3 separate regions of the Homo sapiens genome follow, and all the other regions are linked to region 3. A link is a loop called in an ENCODE intact Hi-C map of the cell type or tissue named here. Cell type or tissue: PC-3. All regions are shown on one strand.

Region 1 (5,000 bases), 470 kb after region 3:
CAACAGAGCTGGTCCTTGTCATTCTCAATGAGAAGAATATTCTCGTGCATTTTGATTTTAAAGAAAACTCACCTTTGTTTTATTTTACCATTGGTCTGTAAACATAGCAAACATAGCTTGCCCTTTAAGCCAAAGTTACTTCTACCAACTAGTACTGTTTCCACCCAGCTTTGGATTTAGATTGCTCTGGGAATAGAGTTCCTCAAAACTGCTTTCTAAAAGATCCTGTATTCCCACAAGAACATGACATTGTAAAACAGCAATTTCAGCTGAAAGTTAACAAGGTTTTAAGGTAGTTAAAAATCTGTGAAAGGCTGACTCCCAGTGTGAAATACAAAACCTGTGAAATTCAAATGTGCAGGAATGCTTTCATTTACTCAGAGCTATGATTAAGGCTGAAAATGCTTCTTTGTTTAAAAATAATCCACAGGCCAGAGTGTAAAGAAATGTAGGATTCTTAAATTTACTATTTATTTTTTCTTTGGCTAATTATGAGCTGAAAATAGTTCAATGTATATATAGTTAGGTGTTTTCATTTGTATACACTTTCTATATGCTTCCTTTGTATTCCCTCTCTCTCTCTCTATATATATATACACACACACACGCACACATGCACATGTGTGTATACATATATATTATACTTAATATACAATATAATTACAGATTAAGCATGATGTATGCAGTTATTTAGACACAAATATGAAGGGTTTAGTAGCTTAAAAGAACATGTTATGTTGCAGTGGAATGAGCACTAAGGCACCCATCTGCAAAGAGGATTCAGTTCTCAGCATGCTATGTCATGGTGATCTAATAACTACCAACGTTAATCAATATTTCAGCCAATTCTAAGTTTTCACACATATAATATTAGAATACTAATATTCTGATTTTCCTCTACCTCCTCCAAAAATATAAAAGGCCTTTAAAAACTGCAAGGTCTATAAATATATAGAAATAGATATTTATATAGCTACCTAAACTAATATTTTCCAAAAAAATCGAAAGGACAATTACTCTATGCAATACATTCTGTATTCATTCTGTATTTGGTGTCAAATATCTAGTTATTTTATAAGCCATGCCAAAGTTCTTATATCAGTATGATAAAATAAATCAGTATACAGCAGATTGAAAACTAGAATTTATGGAAGTAGGGTAAGAACTTCTTCTACTCACAAGAAGACTTTTCGTTAATATTAGCTTCCCCGAACTTTGTGAGATTTTTAAATATTTTGTACCTAGCTTTCAAATTTAGTTACTAAATGTATGGCTATGAATAATATAATGAAATATTGAATTTATTTTTTAAGTTTTGTACAGTAGCAGAAAAAGTATCTGAAAATATTTTGGGGCATATGAATGTTGAAAAATGGCATTCATTCTAAAGTCTGTCTCACCTTAACAAAAGGACCAAGAAGGTTTCATTATAAGCAAAAGCATGCACATGTAATAATCACATAAATAAGAGTCTCAAACTCTACCTTCCTTTCTTTATGCTATTAAAATATAGTCATTAAAATATGTATCTCATCTCTTAGAGCATACAGTCAATATTCTTCCTTCCCTTTTAAGACTTTTAAATTGTAGTTACTAGTTGTTTACTCAGATTAGTGAACGGACCTAATTTCAAAGACAGAGGTTTTAAGTCAAAAGACTCAACTGATACCATAGAACACTTTGGGCTTTAGAATTAATTCTCAATTTGTAGGCTACTACATTTTCAGTTGTATTATTTATCTACAAGGAAAAATAAATGAATTATGGTAAATCTATATGATATAATAGTTTGTACCTACTTAAAATCATATAGTGATAACATAAAGATGGGAAAGTCTACAAAGCATAATATTTGGTAAAAATAAGAAAATTATAAAATTCTGTAGCTGGTATAATCTGACATTATATATGTGTATATACACAGATATATGAAATATATATTAATATGTATAAAAATATATACAAACATATGTGAGATGTATGTTATAATAAATGTATATTGATGTTAAATAAATATTCTTATACAGGTATAAAAAAGGAGGGAAAAAAATCACCATTCTGACAGCAGTCTGGTAGAAGTATGGGTCATTAAATTTTGTTTATATTGGTTATCTGTGTTTTCTAAATGCTCTACAATCATTATTATTTTTCAATCATAAAAAATATATTAAATAAAATATTATAATCTTAAAATACATACAGAAGAAACCAATTTCATTAGAATACAAAAAATTCAGATTTTAGGTGTTAATTCTAGAACTAATTCAAATGTGATGATAATATATATTTCTGCCTCCAAATGTGTTTTGAAGAAGTAAAGTACAAACTCAGTTAAAAAACAAAAAGAACACAAGAGTTGTGACAGAGAATAAAGAAGACAGTGTATTAAAAGGTTTCTTAAAATCAGACTTTTTAGCCACATTTTTCCGAAGAGTCAAATTTAGCTTAATTTTTAAATAAGTGTCCAAGTCATAACAAAAAGGTTTCACTTTTAACTCTAATGGATGTATTTTATTCAAAATGCAAGGACTTTAAAAAATATGGGGAATGAGACCCATACAAACATTATTTCTATTTTTTTTCAGATGATCTAAAAAAATTCAAATCTTTATGTAAACCTCACTGGCAAAAATAATTAGAGCTTTGCTGTCATTTAAAATTGTTGAAAATATTCCATAAGAAAATACAAACTGTCATTAAGAGAATACTATTTTTACAAAACAGTCCAATGACATTCCTTTGAGTTATAGAGATAATGAACATAAATTGTCTAATTTGAAAGGTTTCTGTTTACCAACTAGCTTTTTGTTTAAGTGTAATTTTTGTAGGATTAATGATTAAGGGTTAAGTCACAGGCTCTATAGGAATATTGCCTTTACTAGTTTCTGATTTTTTTTTTAATTCTTAATGAATCCAAAAAGGGGAGTGGGAGAGGTGGGGCCACATATGGTGTCAATACACTTTAATTAAGTGCAATAATTCCCCCTTTCCTGAGGTAGCTGTGTTAAGACATATTTCTCTTCAGAGATTTACATTCTGGGCATCTATTTTTCAGCACAGCCATCAAGTTCATCTGTGGAATTTCACTGCCCCCTGTTGGAATCCTGTAAAAGTTCAGATGGCTTTCCATCTTAAAAATCAGAAATTTGGGGGTTCGGCTTCTTAATTTTGATGTTTTCAGCTTTTAACATAAATCTTTCAAAGATACAAAGTTTGAAAAATTTCAAAGTTAAGGAAAGGTTGCTTAAATTTACAACACACAAACATCACTCAGAAACATCTCTTTACGTGTTGAAAATAAGCTTAGATTTTTTATAACCATTTCATTATGTGTAAATACTATTTAAAAAAAAAAAAGTTTGCCTGCTAAGACAGAATGAAGAAAAACGTCTTCGAAGTACAACAATGCCATTTTTCCCTCTATCAGGCACCAAACAGAAAATATACTAATTTAAGAAAACTAATTATACCATTATATTATTGTATTTTTATTTTTAGCTAAATATCATAGAATAAATTCCTTTGAAAATTAAGGTTCATTAAAATCTGCAATTCATTTTTATGAGTGGCATTCACTGAATTAAATTTTCCAACATTGACCCTTGTTTCAGTGGGGAACTTAGGAGATGGATGCCTTTGATCTGTGGAGCAGATGGTGATCTGCACGCTTCTAGTAGAAATCCTCCACAAATATACAACAAGAAGTGACCTGGAAAAGTCACTTCATGGAGGAGTAAAGAAGTGGCCAGAGGTGGACTCAGAAGTGCCCAAAGCTATGTGGCTGGAGGCATTGTTACTGATTGGGTATCAGTTTTTAATTCATTGGATACTGCTTTTCAACTAAAATTTAAAAATCTCTCCTCCCTTTTCAACATCTGGTTTAGCAATTCCTTGAGAGACAAAACAGCCCTTTCTCTCTCATCCCATCTATTAAAATGTACCTAGGTCCTGAGACAGAAACGAATGATCATGTCAGAGCTGAATACTTCTATTCCCGTATTCTGCTAGAAATAAGTCCTAATGCCCTAAAATCAAAATATTACAGTAGGACAATCTTCAACAGTGCAATTGATGGAAAATTAGCTTGGTTTCCTGTTATATCCCATGAAGTAATTTGTTACATCAAAATGTATAAAAATATTGTAATCAGTTCAATGTATTTATTTAAAGAACAAAATAACAATTTAAGTCCTTATATCTTATCCCTTCATGGCTGCTAAATATTTTAATTCATAGTAAACTATTTTAAACATTTTCTTTAAAGCATTTTGAAACAATACTTACCATATTGAATATGCAAGAAGACCTAAACTTGGATGTATTCATACTAATTAAATGTTGCAATATAGGGATAGACATTTATAATCACACATGTATTTTAACTATAAATAAATTTTTATTAACTTAGTCTTCGTATGCCTTTTTTTATCAGTGCAAAATTTCCCAAAATAAGCAAAGCTCTTTTAATATTATGAACTCTTAGCCTGAATAACTACTTTTACATGTACTTTTTTGGTTCCCCCATTTAAGTGAAATATAACAAAGCAAAAAAAAATTGAGAATAACTTTTTTTTACAAATATAGATTTATCTGTAAGTTGTCAGATATCTGCCATATGATCAATGTTTACTCATGTCTCTCATTTACCAAGGCTAACATACTTGCAGCTCTGCAGGAGTGTAGTTGACATATCATATACCAGTACCATCACTGTTAGAAGAGAGAGATATCAATGTCTTTCGTTAAAAATAGATAAATAAATAAAGACTAGGCCAGGCGCAGTGGCTTATGCCTGTAATCCTAGCACTTTGGGAGACTGAAGCAGGCAGATTGCTTGAGCCCAGGAGTTTGAGACCAGCCTGGGCAGTAAGGCAAAACCTCTTCTCTACTACAAATACAAACATTAGCCAGGCATGGTGGTGCATGCCTGTAGTCTCAGCTACCAGGGAGGCTGAGGTCGGAGAATCGCCCGAGCCCAGGAAGTTGAGACTGCAGTGAGC
Region 2 (5,000 bases), 190 kb before region 3:
GAAAGTTTTATGTCCTGAGGGTTACCCAGTGCATTAAGCCCTGGGTGAAAATTGAGTAAGCCGAAGATTTGAACCCATTCAAATGAAAAAGAAAAAAAATAAAAAAGCAAAGCACCTTGATTTTTTCAATGAGGGATCAAGCTCTGAGCTTTGAGATTGAGTCCCTATCCTAACCTTTTGCACAATACTCCTGTGTGGTTGACTAAATCCAAAAAAGCGTCCAGTTTCTTAATGTTTCAGGTATCCAAGCTTGGGTAGATTAACTTTCCATTCATGAAATGTTTCATTCAGGTGTTCAGGTATATTGAAGGAAAAATAAATGAAAACTTAATATGTATTTGCATTGAGTCCTTTTACCATCAATAATCTGGACTTGCTGGGAAATTAGAAAGATAAACTGTAAAATTGTTTATATTCATTGCAAAAATATGTTCTCCATATTTAGCAGTCCTGTTCATGTAGTAAAATGAATGTATACCTTTCTGTTTCTTTCACCATAAACAGTACTGACACCTACCCATCAAGTTTAGATACAAAACAGTTAGTTCAACTTAAATATTACCCCTATTTCAGTTGCATCTTTTTAACCTGTGAATACAAAGAGAAATATGTCCTCTGTGTGTGTGTGTGTGTGTGTGTGTGTGTGTGTGTGTGTGTGTGTGTTTAATTGCTACCTGCAAGGACCCGTTTTCTCTTAAAGCTTTTCACGTTATTTCCTAGTCAGGTTGCTTTTTTGTCCAGTATGTTTTTTGGCTGAATTTTGAACCAGAAGAGAGGCTTCATTCTTATTTTTATCCATCTTTAACATTTATTGCTGTTGCTATTGTTATTCTTTCTCATCAGGGCAAAAACAAAACTTTGAGTTTTGAGGAAAAGGGAGAATGTTGAAGTCCATTAACAAGTATTTATTGGCCTCTTACTCTATGTAGAAATCTGAATGAAAACTTCTACATGGATATGAGAAAAATGGAGAATGCAAGGATCTTCTTAGAGAACAGCTGAACACGAACCCATTAGAAAATCTAATGAGATTAGAATAAATGTAATATAAAATGGTTCTGATCATCCCTTGTTGCATCATTCCAATTGCTTCAACTTAGTTGATTTCACCAGTGCTTGGTTGGCTTGTTGCAAAGCTTTGCTTCAGTGTGCCAGTGTACCATGTTATTATATATTTGTCCATGAAAGTGCCCAGGAAATGAGTTTGCAGTCATGACATTTTGGTGTTGCACAGAATTGCCATCGTAAAAGCCCTGGTACCCACTGCTAAGGCAGCAACCTACCTTGAACCCAAGGCTAACACTTGACTGACTAGAATAAGATATTGAATTGATGTGAGCAGAGATTTTGCTTCACCAATGCATCCTTGACTCTTAAAGTTTATTACAGAATATGTCTCCAAAACATTCATAGACCCTTAAGTTTTAAAGATGAAAACAAGAACTCAATGATTAGGGACCATTAAATCAAAAGAAAAATAGAGCATTTATATAGAAGACAACAGTTTATTTAAAATGTAAGGTACTTTGTATCCACCTAAAAGAACAAGGAAGCATTATACAACTTCACCCTTTTGCATTTAAGGATGACTGTAACCAGAAGTTCATTCATGTCACCCTCTTACATCAGATGGAAACCAATCTTTAGCTAAATTAGTACTCATTTCTCCATAATTCTCTATTTAATTTTGTTTTCCAAAAGACTATTGAGCATTATACTAATGAATAGACTTCCAAAAGTGCTCAGTCCAAATGAGATAAACATTATTGTGATCTCTTAAATTGAATTCAATGAAATTGAAATATTGACAATCACTGTATCTGAGAGTCAGATATGAAATTATCCCCTAAGTCACTTATCTCTTGATTACAACCTTCTGGACTTAGGTTTTCTCTGTCTCAGTCAGAATGTAAGAGAGAAATCGTTACTGCATTTGATTCGCTAGATTAATCTAGGAATAGCAGCTGACCTCCCTCAAATCCATCATAAAGCACTGGCAAACAATAGTGTGTTTCTCAGGTGGGGATTGATGCCAACTCCCTGCCCTTTATTTCTCTTAAGAGTAGTGAAAACTTTTAGGTTTTAGGTTTTGAATTGCCTATGAAAAGGGCATTGGAAATGTAAACATAAACGTTTTTGCAGAAGCCCAGTTGGTCCAGGAAGCCTTTAATTTGCTGACACTGACACTAGCCTATTGGTGGCTGAACCTGCAGAAAGTAGATATTATCCTTTAAAATGTCATGGTGCAGACTGGCTGACAGTTTTTTGTCAGTCAATCCAATCACCTAAATCACTTCTTTGTATCTGATCCTGGGAAAAAAAAATAGTAGTAAGCGAATTACAGAGGATGTGGTTATTGTGAGATAATCAACCCCCTGGGGAGATCAGACACACCTGTGTTACTCTATCTTATGCCTGGGAGAGTGACTAAGGCAGAAAAATTGCACCCTATTTCCTTTACCCCATCACATGTTAATACAGCATTAACCACTAGCCTTTAAATACATCTCCTGATAAAATCAGCGCATATTGCAGACATGACTGTCGTCCACAAGGAGAAGTGGCAAATCACACAGGAAGCTGTAGACTGTTCTTATTTCTCCAGCAAGGATTCACAGATAAAAAGTGATTGCAAAAGCAGTGTCTGCTGAGAATGAAGGCCATAGCTGGGTCCTCTGGGATTTACCCTGCAAGTTGCACCTGCCCCAGCCGGGACAGGCCACCTTAGGGACAGAATCTTCCTCTTCTCAGTCACTGGGTTAGTGCATATAAAATCACTCTGCATGACAGGAAAGACAAGAGTTCTCTTTATTTCCTTTGGGTCCAAACCTGTTTTGCCTAGGAGCCTTCGGTCATGAACAACTTTTCTGCCAGGTGAAATGGAGTGTTTACAGACATGGGAAAAAAATTTAAAACAAGAAATTTTTATATCCCTTTTCTACACTATATGCATTTCATTGCCCCCGACTTCTCAGGCTATATGCTAGAAATCTCACATATGAAGGAAAACTAGTTAAAACAAAACCAATCCCGCCCATCTTGATTTCAATGTGGAAAAAATCTTTCCACGTGGGTTAGTTATAAAATAGAAGTTAAAGAGCCGCACCAAGTGAACCTTATGTGCGCAGAGGATTTGGGGGATTCCCGCTCATTCCCTTATTCCTATGGAGAAGGCAGCATTTTACATATCTGCTTTCGTTGCCAGCCAAAGTGAGTTTGCCACTGAGGTGGTCTGTGCTTTATGTGCAATAACTGATCCTTGGATGTATGCTTAAGTCTGAAATAGATTTCCACAAAATTGCAAAACAGTTAATGCAATAGAATGTAAGGAAATGAGTATCCTTTCATGGATTATGAAATTTCGTGGTGATTTTAAAATCATTTTGATGTCCATCCTGGCTGAAGGTAGAGGTTAAAATGCACAAAAGTTGCAGGTGGACTTTATAATGCAAATATCATCTGGGAGATGAGTGAGAACGTCTTAGAAGATGATTCCTGAGGAGTTAAGTCAAAAGACATTTGAGAGAGGATTCCTGGAGGGAAAAGAGCAAATTGTTCTTTTAGTTAATGCACTAATTTTCCCCTCAAAATGGTGTGTGAGTGCTGTGATTTCCCTCATATCATCTCCAGTAATAAGTATTACTAGACCTTTTATTTTATTTTTCAGTCTAAGAAGTGTGAAGTGATATCTTGTGCTATTTTGTATCTTTCTAATTATTAGAGTATGTGAGCATTTTCTGTGTTTTTTTTTTTTTTTTTTTTTTTTTTTTTGAGGTGGAGTCTTGCTCTGTCACCCAGGCTGGAGTGCAGTGGCGCGGTCTCAGCTCACTGCAAGCTCCGCCTTCCAGGTTCACGCCATTCTCCTGTCTCAGCCTCCCCGGTAGCTGGGACTACAGGCGCCTGCTACCACGCCCGGCTAATTTTTTGTATTTTTAGTAGAGACAGGGTTTCACCATGTTAGCCAGGATGGTCTCGATCTCCTGACCTCGTGATCTGCCCGCCTCGGCCTGCCAAAGTGCTGGGATTACAGGCATGAGCCGCCGTGCCTGGCCTTCTCTTATACTTATTGGCCATTCAGCTTTCTTCTTTTGTGAATTACTTATAATATTTTGCCTATTCTTTATTGAGTTGCTTGACTTTATTGAGTTTTTTCAATATTGATAGGCAAATTGTCCCAGTAAACTTCATTCAGTAACTCATCCTTACTAATTTGTAATCACTAATTTGTAAGGCCACTTTTGCTATATGTTTCATTATATTTATGAATCTGTCCTGGACTCTCAAAACTGTCCCTTTGATGAATTTGTTCATGTGTATGTAAATTTTTTTGTGAGAGAGTGTGTGTGTATATCTTCACAGAAGAGGCAATTGTTATTGTTGTTGTTGTCATTGTCGTTGTGAACACTTATCACAGGAGGCCTTGCCAATACCCGAAGGTGAAGCTACCCTCCCCACATGTGTGTTTGTGTGTGGCTTCTTTTGTTGTTGTTGTTTCTTTTCTTTTAATATTTTTGTTGCCACTCACACACAAATGTCACTTTTTAAAGAACAACTATATACTATGTATTATTATTGTTATTATTGAATATTTTATCCGTAAGTTCTATTTGTTCACATTAAGGAACTTCTCTTTGGTTCACACCAGGGTGTTGCCACCAATTTCATGTTTTTAAAAAGGTTCTACACTTGTATTCCTAGTATAAATCCTATTAAGTGTTTATAGTTTAATGTGGATTAAGTTTGGTAATTTTTTTAGATCTTCACATTATTTCATAAAAGATAATTTATACTTTTAGTTTATTTTATTATCCTCATTTGGTTTTGATATGGAGCTGTACAGGATCATAATGAATCAATAACTTTTATCTCTTGTTCTCTGGAACTGATTTTGAGAGACGATTGTCACATGATATTTTGTGTATTAGTATTTAGATCATCTCCAAAGTCATCTGAGCTGTGGAGGATGTTTTACTGAGGGAGTGAGGAGACATTTTTGATAA
Region 3 (5,000 bases):
CATAAAGCAATCTTTATTTTATCTTTAGAAGAATTTGATCACTGATTGATAAGGAAGAGAGAAAATCAAGCATTTGGGGAACAAAACGTTTCATAGTCAATACAAATAAATACATTATAATTAGTTTCTCCTTCAGTTTTTAGGGAGTACTAGGGATGTGCAAGGGATGCTCACACTCATGTAATGTGAATACAATGGTGGAACATTTTTCTTATAATTTATTATTAAATTCACCCGTACTATAGTTGGCCTCACTCTACAGAAATGGTAGTCATATGCATTATAGAAGAGCCAAAGGCAGATAAAATGATTATCTAACCCAAGTTTCATTACCCAGTGGTTCCCATTACTCTCCATTTCTTTCTCTATACTCTCTATCTCAGAAATTTTCCCATTCCAGAGTTTTAAACTCTTATTTCTGCATGGAAGACTCTTGGATAAAGCTTATTTCCAACTTCTCTTGAACTTCAGACCTACATTTACAACGACACTCTAGACATTTCAATAAAAATGTCCTTTTTTTTCAGCTCATGCGAACCACAAGTCAGCATTTTTTTATCTATTATCTAATTGGTGGATTAGACCCAGTTATCAGTACATGTATTTCCTCGGTAAAAAATATCTTAAAATTACAGCATTATGTTATCATTTGAATAGAATTGGTAATTCATTGTAGAGTTTTGATACCAGCATTCTGTCAAAATGGACTCATTTATAGGTTTTATTTCAATTCCCACACTTATTCAGGTGACAAATTTTGTTATCTCTTCCAAAAGAAGCAATTTACTTGATTTTTTTCTTCATTATAGCATCAAAACTTCTTATCTAAAATAGCTTCCAATGCGAACTGCTTTTGTTTCTGTTCTTCGGGACATTCAGTTAGCATTTTGTTAGGCACAATTTTTATGATGTCATTTCAACTTAAAAAATATAACTTAGAATTGTATTATCTTAAAATGTGATCTTATTTCTCCCCTTTGATGTTAGGAGCTTTTATGAATTTCGATCAAGCTAAAGACATCGTGTAGCTCAAATGCGTCCTTTCATCTTGAAACCACTATTTCACTGAAATCAGTTGCTGATTTAGTGTTAATTGAACAAAATGAGGGTTTATATATTCTTGTTGATATGCTTGTTAGCATAATTAGTTGACATTTAAGAAAAAATAGAGTGCTGAGAAAGAGTTATCTTGAACAATTTGACTAAGAACAAGGTGAAGATTCCACAGTCTAATAAAATACGGTGTAAAAAAAAAAGCCATGCTTAGCTATTGCCGCATGAAATTTCTCTTTCGTCTTCAAGTGACTGTTAGACAACATGAGATAAACTGAAATTACTTTTGAACATTTTACCCAGGATTTTTCCAGGACATTCATTGCCTGAGGTAGTATAGATCTCATTCTGCTTTAGCAGAAATATCTGTGAGATGCTCACAAATTACCCTTCACTTCGGTTTTCCATTCACCTCTGTCTTCTGTTCACCTCTGTACCATTTAACTCTGTGCCATTTAATTCTGTTTCCTGAAGAAATCAGCTCACTCAGATAGATACTGTCCCATCAAGAGCACTGAAAAGAATCTAAGGGGAAAAATAGGAAAGAAATCAATTTCTGAAGTTCCTGTTAACCCTACTGTTTTGAACATTGGTTCTCAAGTTTGCCTAGGATGCAAAGATTCATATGTTAATATGCGTTTTAAAATTATTCATTGAAGTACTGAAAACAAATATTATCATAATGGAAATTTTAATAAAAGTGGAAAAATTGAATATATCTCAGAAGGCACAGTTAAATACTGCAAGATTTTCTCCAGAAAGATGCAGCTGTACAGTGCTGTGAATCATAGCTGTGTGAGGCTTATCTGCAGAAAAGCAGAGCCAATGGTTTTGGTTATTTTAATACACATGTTATCCCCACCTACAAGACTTGTTTAAGACTCATAATTCCCACCTTGCCCTACAATTATGTTGTGCAGACTGTTCTAAAACAGGAGTCACTGCCATTAAAATGTGCACTATGCTTTGGTTCTGCTGAAAATACTAAATGCTTGTGGGCAATCTTAGTGACCACATGCTGAGGCTAGTTACAGAAATTCTCATTCTAGGTGACTGTGCTGGCAAATGTACTCTCATGAAACACAAGCACAATTTGGAGTTCCATGTGTTATCCAAGCAAGGACATCCCATAGGCTCCTCAATGACTAACTTAACAGTGTGAGATGCCATCTGCTGGAAATTGATAATATGGACTATGATATTCTGCAATAATACTTAGGCTTTGTCTATCAGCCAGACTGAACATTGATGATCTTTGTTTTTATCTTCTCCTTCCCCTACTTTAGAAGAATGATGTATACATAGGGTTATTGAACTACTTAGGGAAGCTCCTGTATTTCTTTCTTCTAAACAGTCTTCAACTCTAAGATATCAATTTAATGTAATGTTAGTTTTTAGGTTGGGAGAGGCTGATGGAAGGAAGAGTAAATATAAGCCATACCCAGTCTATACTCAATGATAAGATACATCTTAATTTCAGAAATGTTAAAATAGGAAAATTTTTACCTTAGCATTTCAGAAAATTAGATATTATAATAGTAACGTTCAACTTACATTAATCATGAGCACAATTGACACATTCAGCATTATATCATGTAACGTACATCAAATGTAAACACGCTGAATGTTTGCAATTTGGTCAATTAAATAGGGATAATATGTGATGGTGTTTGAGAATGTCTTGCTTATACAGCGCTTACCACTATGATGTAGATATTTGGAGAATTTACAAGTGATCAGACATTATAGTCAACATAGGTCTTGAAATGAGTTAGCCATTCCAAGAACATTCTGTAGCATTGGAATATAGACTGCCAAATTCCACATGTGCTTGACACATAGTAGGTGGTTAATAAATACTGACTGACACATGGGCTCAAAATTAGTTCTGAGCTGATGGGTCTATTGAGCTTATGGGTTGTTGTTGACCCTTTTGGAGTCTGATATGTGTAATGTTTTAGTTCATTTCTTTATTTGAACAAATACTTCGATGCCTTGGAATCTGTTTTGGAATGATGGTGTACCTCATTTTGCTTTTTTGATCATTAAAATTATCAGAAATGTCTTTATTTCTTAAAATGTACCAAATTAAAGGTAACGTACACATGTAGGTTATCTTATTGATCAAAGTACACAGATGGCACAACATCCAATTGATGATTAGACAAGTTCTCATGATTTACCTGAAAACTATAGAGTTAATGTCATTTAGCTCGTGTAAAATAATTCTATTCAAATGATAACATAACTTAATGCTGTAATTTTAAGATATTTTTCACCCAGGAAATACATGTACTGATAACTGGGTCTCATCAACATATTATAATTGGCTCTGTTTTGAGTCTATTTTTAAAAATTTCTATTGACTCTATTTGCAGGCAAATTTGTGAACCAATGCTCAAAACTGTAAGTCTAAAAAGAACTTCAGAAATGGATTTTTTTTCTATTTTTCACCTTAAGGAATGCTTTTCAGTGTTCTTGTTGGGCCAGTCTTTATCTCAGTGGGCTCATTTCTCAGGAAAACAGAAAGAAATGGTACAGAAGTGAACAGAAAACAGAGATGAATGAAAAATAGAGGTGAATGGTAAACAGCTGGGAAGGACAGTTCATGAGCATGTCACAGATATTTTTTGCTGAAACAGAATGAAATCTATGTTAGCTTGGGCTACTGAATCTCTTAGAAAAAGATGAGCAAGGCCGGGCGCGGTGGCTCACACCTATAATCCTATAATCCTATAATCCTAGCACTTTGGGAGGCCAAGGCCAGCGGATCACCTGAGGTCAGGAGTTTGAGACCAGCCTGACCAACATGGAGCAACCCCATCTACTAAAAATACAAAATTAGCCAGGTGTGGTGGCGCATGCCTGTGATCCCAGCCACTTGGGAAGTGAGGCAAGAGAATTTCTTGAATCCAGGAGGTGGAGGTCGCAGTGAACTGAGATCATGCTGTTGTACCCCAGCCTGGGCAACAAGAGCAAAAAAACTCCATCTAAACAAAAAAAAGAAAAGGAAAAGAAAAAGATGAGCAAAATGGTCAAAAGTAATTGCAGTTTATCTCTTCTGTATTATAAAACCTCCAAGTCCCCCAAAAGCTGCTTGATTCTAGGTATAAATCACTATATTAAATTGTAGAAATGTGTGTGTGTGTGAGTATACACATACTCGTCTTTCTCTATTGCTATATGTTTGTGTGCTATATGTAATTATATATTATGTTTACATTTATATTTATTCATTTTATACATTTTAAATTTTTTTTAAATTTTTGTGGGTACGCATTTATTCATTTTTAATATGAGTCACTTGGCCTACTTTTCAAGTTATACTTGATTTTAGCCTCCTGTATATCACAATAATACATTTAGCACTTTTTTCCTTTCTTTTTTTTGAGACAGAGTCTCATTCTGTTGCCCAGGCTGGAGTGCAATGGCATGATCTTGGCTCACTGCCACCTCCACCTCCCAGATTCAAGCAATTCTCCTGCCTCAGCCTCTCGAGTAGCTGGGATAACAGATGTCCACCACCAAGCCTGGCTAATTTTTGTATTTTTAGTAGAGATGGGGTTTCACCATATTGGCCAGACTGGTCTTGAACCCCTGACCGCAGATGATCCACCTACCTTGGTCTCCCAAAGTCCTGGGGTTGCATGCATGAGCCACCACGCCTTGCCCAGCACTTTTTTCAAGACTATTTTTAGAGCAGTTTTAGATTCACCTCAAAAGAAAGAGGAAAGTACAGAGATCTCCCATATGCTCCCTGCCCACTAATGTCAACATCCTGCACCAGTATTGTACATTTGTAGAATACTTGAAAGTTTAATATTAACTGTAGTAAATAGTTACAATTTATTTCTTATTCTTTATCCTTTTCTTCAAACTGGTAGAAGTGTTAGCTGCTTAAAGTAAATCAGTCTGAGGCAAAGAGGTTTTTAATAGAAGGCACAGAA

Evidence for each region. Hi-C counts contacts between places; a loop is a spot of excess contacts. Peaks named below come from ENCODE experiments on the same cell type or tissue, not always from the same donor. Only the 100,000 strongest peaks of a DNase experiment are listed, where the experiment ranks them.
Region 1: a loop joins it to region 3, with 4 times the contacts of the local background. A loop is called at or near these places in 4 of 110 quality-filtered maps.
Region 2: it touches region 3 in a loop (3-fold over the local background); 3 of 110 quality-filtered maps call a loop at or near these places.

Annotation. Positions count from the first base shown.
Region 1 is chr17:70,765,395-70,770,394 of GRCh38, reverse strand. No RefSeq gene overlaps it. Among named protein-coding and RNA genes, the nearest start is that of CASC17, 430 kb to the left of the region's middle. In PC-3, a CTCF peak has its summit at 3,097 (motif pointing left); a DNase peak (open chromatin) is centred at 3,084.
Region 2 is chr17:71,421,775-71,426,774 of GRCh38, reverse strand. No RefSeq gene overlaps it. Among named protein-coding and RNA genes, the nearest start is that of CASC17, 220 kb to the right of the region's middle. In PC-3, a CTCF peak has its summit at 2,580; a DNase peak (open chromatin) is centred at 2,414; H3K4me3 peaks cover 463 bases; H3K27ac peaks cover 4,455 bases.
Region 3 is chr17:71,235,211-71,240,210 of GRCh38, reverse strand. No RefSeq gene overlaps it. Among named protein-coding and RNA genes, the nearest start is that of CASC17, 36 kb to the right of the region's middle. In PC-3, a CTCF peak has its summit at 2,215 (motif pointing left); a DNase peak (open chromatin) is centred at 2,180; H3K27ac peaks cover 441 bases.